Linked DNA regions of Homo sapiens: region 1 is linked to region 2. A link is a loop called in an ENCODE intact Hi-C map of the cell type or tissue named here. Cell type or tissue: Caco-2. All regions are shown on one strand. Links, peaks and the distances in the headings refer to the core of each region. The heading gives the core; the rest is flanking DNA. Region 1 overlaps LIMS1 (LIM zinc finger domain containing 1). Region 2 has its middle 27 kb from the start of SULT1C2.

Region 1 (2,916 bases), core at 261-2,760, 230 kb before region 2:
CCTATAGCATAGTACAGTGTATATAATGGACACAAATTGTATTGAAAGATGTGTTCCAAAATTTGTAAATATCACTTTCACATATGCAAGCACAGCCAAGAGTTCAAATAAAAATAATGAAGTTTGTGTGTTGCACACAAATACAGACACATTAAATTTGGGTAGAGAACTGAATCTTACCCAATGCATTCTCCGGGAGGTCAAGAAAAGAAAGCCTAATAGGTGTTGAAGCAGCCAAGGAAGTCATCTTCAAGACAGAGGAGTTTAAGCTGGGACTTGAGTTGTAAGACTTGGGAACTCCTACCCCCTTAAAAAAGGAAAGGCTACTCCTAGCAGAGTAACAAAAATCAAGTTCAGAAAGAAGGACTGTGGTATGGTTGGCAATAAGATGATATAAGCGTAAGGGTAGGAGGGAGTAAAACTGGATAGGTTGTCTGGACATGCCAAGAAAAAGCCTTGAGACTTGGAAAAACAATTAGCGAGCTGTGACCTCTTCTTGACCAGTGCCATGAAGTGAGGAGACACAGGGCTCTACAGGGCACTTCGGTATGAATCCCAGCTGTCACTAATTGTATGACTTGGTGAGTTCTTAACCTCTTGAGCTTGGTTTCCTTATCTGTAAAATAGATATAAAGATCCTACTTCGTGGTGTGGCTGTGATGGTAAGATTATATAAAACAATATCCTTAAGGTATTTGTGTGGAAGTAGGTAATTAAGAGAAGGTGGTTATGACTAACCGAGTTTCCAAAACAGTGGCCTAGGAGGAAACTAAACAAGGATGCCTAAATATCATCTGAATTTCTCCTAAATGTTTCATGATGTTGGGTCTCTGCCAGCAGTCTGTAATACACTGTAGAGTCAAGCTAAACCAAAGAAAATGATCCTGTTTTACTCAAAGTTTTGTGAATTTATTCAAACAACGTCAAAGACACTAAACAGAGCTAGCCCTGAACTTTTCGATTCACTAACAACAAATAAAAGGAGAAATAAAGCCTACTGTGCAGCTTGTTTTTCTTTGGATATTTAACAAATTTGATTAAGACATTCCTTTACTTCCAGAGATTACACTTTGGCAGAAAAGCTTAGACATATATACAAAAAACTATAAAACAAAACAGAAATTGGTAATTACCAAAAAAGAATTCAAAATGCTTTGGGAAAACAGAAAAAGCTCTGAATCCCTAATTCCCTACTACACAGCGGGGGCTAAATTAATGCTCCAGGAATTCGTTATTTTATGAGAGAAGCGGCAATTTTGTTCCAGCTGCCAAGAAAACACAAAAGATGATGATTTTCCAGGCCCAGAGAAGGGCATGAACAGCACTGAGGCAGGAAATCATCATTTTCAGAAAAAGGCAGTGGGTTAGAGAGACAAAGGCTAAGGAAACAGTGTGTGACAAGGCTATGAAGATGGGTTGGGCCAGATCACAAACAGCCTTAAATTCCAGGCGCTGGAGTTTGGACCTACTTGACAGGCAATAAGCAGCTTCTCAATATTTTGAAAACATGTGACCAAAGTAGTTCTTTAGAAAAATCTGAAACCAACATGGATGACAGATCAGTCAGGTGCACCTGCACTGTACCTGCACAGAAAAACAAATCCTGTTGAATCTACTGCACTGAGAAGGAGAAACAGCTAGCTGTGGCAAAAGCTGCAACTGCCTACCCAATGTCCATTCTCCCTCCCTTCCTCACTGTATTAACAAGGCAAATTTTAAAATGGACAGCAATGTGCCCAGCTTTAAAAGTAAGCAAACAAAAACAAAACAACAGCTACATTTACCAATGAGAAATAAACATATCTGTTTAAGTAGTTGGTAACATTTGTCACTCAGCTGATGCATTGGTAAGGAAGCCCGTCAATAGGAAGGGATCTCTCTGGGGAGGAAAAAGTTGCAAGCACCAGCACATGTGGCTAGGAATACCAGGTCTTCAACAACACTTCTGAAGTGTTCTTCAAAAGGAATCACTTGAAAGAGACTGACATCCAGGACACCTGTAATAGAACAATTCTGGGCCAATATCCATAATTCATTCAGACATTTCCAAATGTACTATGTTAATGGGCTCAGCTATAGGTCTTGGTCCTCAAGGTATTTACTCTATACTGTAGACAAAAAGATAAAATATATACACACAACAAACTGTAACAATGCAATGTGAATAAAGTAACAGAGCAAACCAACGTAATATAGCAGAGGAGACCCCACAATACAACCACATCTTGGGCTGTATTCCTAACCCTGCTGTTAACTGACTTTCGGCCTTGAATAAACTATTTTACCTTCTAGGCAAATCCTGTCCTGTAAAATAAAGAAGCAGTGTATTTAAATAAAGGGCTAATGCAGGGGACCCACTAAAGTGCATGAGTTCAGTAGGTTCCAACTTTTTCACATATAAACCCACTTTTTAAATGTTAAATAAATTTTCTTAGATCTTCATGTCACCATGATTGTCTTTTTAGCACGTTAACAGATAAAGCATGCACTATATAAATACTACCACGAATTCCACAAACCCTTTAAAAGAATCTGTACTTTATCAGCCAGGCGCGGTGGCTCAAGTCTGTAATCCCAGCACTTTGGGAGGCCGAGGCGGGCAGATCACAAGGTCAGGAGGTAGAGACCATCCTGGCTAACACGGTGAAACTCCGTCTTTACTAAAAATACAAAAAATTAGCCAGGTGTTGTGGCAGGCGCCTGTAGTCCTAGCTACTTGGGAAGCTGAGGCAGGAGAATGACTTGAACCCGGGAGGCGGAGCCTGCAGTGAGCCGAGATCATGCCACTGCACTCCAGCCTGGGCAACAGAGCAAGACTCCGTCTCAAAAAAAAAAAAAAAAAAAAAAAGGAATCTGTACTTTATCACCTGTTAAATGAAAATTAGAAACATTCACAAAACATCATTTGTTCCACTT
Region 2 (2,916 bases), core at 215-2,714:
TGGCTTCCAGCCCTGAGGTGGAATTTGCAAGAGAGCTCCTGCTGCAGTAGTAGTAGTGGGACATAAGCTTGCTCTAAGTTGACCAGGGTAAGTATTCTTGTTCTCAGCTGATGGGTGGGACCATAAAGCTCCCAAGAGTTTATGTCTTTTGTGTTATGCTACCAGGGCCAGTAGAGAAATACCATCGGTTAGGGGCAGGGTTAGGCGGGTCTGAGCTTTTGGGCGGGGCTTGCCGCGGCCACTGTGGGGGATGCAGGGGTGGTTCTCAGGCTAATGGGATTATGATCCAGAGGGGAGTATGGCTTTCTCTGCTGTGCAGCAGAATTCGTCGGGGGAGTGGGGGATAGCCGGTAGCGAGAGGCCTCACCCAGCTCCTACACAGTTGGTGAGGTCAGTCTCACTCCTGCAGCGCACTGCTAACAGCGCCTAGTTTAGATCCAGGCAGCCTGCGCACAGAACTCAGACCTGGCTCAGTCCATAGGCTTCCCTGCTGAGAAAGCAAGCACAGCTTTCCTCCTTCTTTTTTATAAATTGACCTTCATTAATACCTCACATAGTTAGGCCATGGTATTCTTTTGTTGAAAATCTATGTTAAGTATCCTCTTGAGGGGACAGGAAATGCTAGAAGTTATCTGCACTTCCCCTGTGTTTTTAGTATTCCCCGTTTCGAAATGATTGGCCAGCTCGTCCTTTGATGAGTGGGAGAGGTGGGAAGAAGGAGAGGGAAAGGTGTGGCTGGGTGAAGAGAGGCAGGAAAGGGCAAGGCTGAATGGCCACAGACCAATCTCTATTCTGTGACCCTATTGATGCCCTTGACTAGGCATGTTCCCAGACCAAACCGAGGGTCAGGCTGCTTATTCTCACGGCCCAGTAACGAGATGCAGATGAACTAGGAAAGAAGAGAGTTTAATTCTGTAACTGGGTACAAGGAGAAGGCCTGGAAAATATTGCCAGATCAGCTCAAAATTACAGTTTTTCAGGGATTATATACCTTCTAAGCTATATGTTTACATTTAAGTGTGTATTCATCCAAAGACATAAGTGATTAACGTCTTCTAATCTATAGTTACGGTCTGAGTTTCGAAGAAGACCTTCCTCTGGAGCCTCAGTAAATTTACTTAATCTAGATGGGTCCAGGTGCTAGGGTAATTACCCTTATCTTGTCTCCTGCTAAATTATGGAGGTTTATGGAGTTCCTTTAGACCCACAATAAAACTTGTTTGTGGAGGTCTGGGGAGTTTCTTTAGACCCCCAATAAAAACTTGTTTAATCTTTATGGGTCCTGTTAAGAATTCCTTCATTATTTGTCATTCCTGTCAAGGCCCAGGAAAGGCCCAGGCAAAACTCTTTGTGGGCTTTTGTTACATTCCAGCCTTTGTATAAGGGCACTGGTTCTTTCAGCTTTTAATATTTAACCACTCAGTCAGTGCTGAAACAGTTGTTATGGAGGCCTGCCTCTTCAGCTGTTAATGAGACCTGGCCTGCCACAGGCAGAGTGGAGAATACCACACCAGTCACTCTGACAAACACTTGACAACCTGACCAGCATTGGGCTAATCTCTGAGATCTCTGACTTGCAGCAACCTGCTTGGGTGAGTCTACTTCTGTATTATTAAGACATTAACTAAATTGTGTCCTTTGGGTCAGATATATTGCTGCATATGAGAAACACTCCTGATAGAGAATCTGTTAAATGTCTCAGGCCACATTTTTCTTTTCAGAGAGATCTGTGAATCTCTGATAGTTTGCTTGCTGATCTGAGGCTTGGTCATCTTAATCTTTTCCTATTACTCTTCCTCTTGTCATGAATCTCCAGTGGTACTTAAAGAGTATACTAGGCACTAAAGAACCGTGTCTGCAATTAAAATGAAAAAGACCAGGCACAGTGTCCCATGCCTGTAATCCCAGTGCTTTGGGAAACCAAGGTGGCAGGATTGTTTGAGGCCAGGAGTTTTAGACCAGCCTGGGCAACATAGTGAGACCCCGTCTCTACAAAGAGTAAGAAATAAAAATTAGCCAGGTATGATGGTACACATCTGTGGTGCTAGCAACTCAGGATGCTGAGCTGGGAGGATTGCTTGAACCTAGGAGGTTGAGGCTGCAGTGAGCCACGATTGTGACACTACACTCCAGCCTGGGCAACAGAGTGAGACTTTGTCTTAAATTTTTTTTTTTTTTTAATAAGGAGTGAGTATCCTGCTGGTCAACCTGAAATTCTACTTCCTGCTTTTGTAACCAGGTGTGAGAGGCTGAGGGAGGAGGTTCCCTTAACCCTTAACCCTGGAAGTCTCCACACCCATGAACAATTCCCAGCCCTCTCAACTGGAACAGTGTGGCTCCCACCCTTGTGCTGTGTGTATGGCACAGACACAGTAGACATATTGACATGGTAGTCTGAGTGTTTCACCATCTATCTTGGAGCCTGCAGGGGCTTCCTGATGCTCCTAGGATAAAGTCTAACATTCTGCCATGACCATCAAGGCCCCATGTGACATGCCCGGCTCTCTTTGGGGCCCCATTTTGTCAGTTCTCCCTGAGCTTGTAGCTCTTCCCCTCATAGCCCTTCCTTCTTGCCCTGAGACAGGCCCGCCTCACCAAGCCTGCTCCTGGGTCTCCTTCTCTCTGCCCAGTCTCTTGCCTAGTTAAAGCCAGCACATGCTTCACACCTAGGAAGGACCATGTCCTCTCAGGAAAGCTGTGCCTCAGGCCCCAGTCTCAGCTGATCTGCTCTGGCCTCTCGAAGCCTGAAACCATCTCACATGGCACTCTCCTCGGTTGGTGACATGTGTCACGACTTAGTGGACTTTTGCTTCACATGCTAGACCATGAAATCCATAGGGGAAGGGCTTTGCTCACCACTGTATCCCCATCATTCACACAGTACCTGGCACATAGTACGTGTACTATTGAGAATGA

What was found. Hi-C counts contacts between places; a loop is a spot of excess contacts. Peaks named below come from ENCODE experiments on the same cell type or tissue, not always from the same donor. Only the 100,000 strongest peaks of a DNase experiment are listed, where the experiment ranks them.
Region 1: it touches region 2 in a loop (10-fold over the local background); 1 of 110 quality-filtered maps calls a loop at or near these places.

The regions. Positions count from the first base shown.
Region 1 is chr2:108,540,126-108,543,041 of GRCh38, reverse strand. All of the region lies in intron 1 of LIMS1 (LIM zinc finger domain containing 1), which reads right to left. Among named protein-coding and RNA genes, the nearest start is that of LIMS1, 7.1 kb to the right of the region's middle. In Caco-2, for the core only: no CTCF peak of the experiment used is centred there; a DNase peak (open chromatin) is centred at 1,441.
Region 2 is chr2:108,314,146-108,317,061 of GRCh38, reverse strand. No RefSeq gene overlaps it. Among named protein-coding and RNA genes, the nearest start is that of SULT1C2, 27 kb to the right of the region's middle. In Caco-2, for the core only: no CTCF peak of the experiment used is centred there; DNase peaks (open chromatin) are centred at 341, 831 and 1,431; H3K4me3 peaks cover 1,275 bases.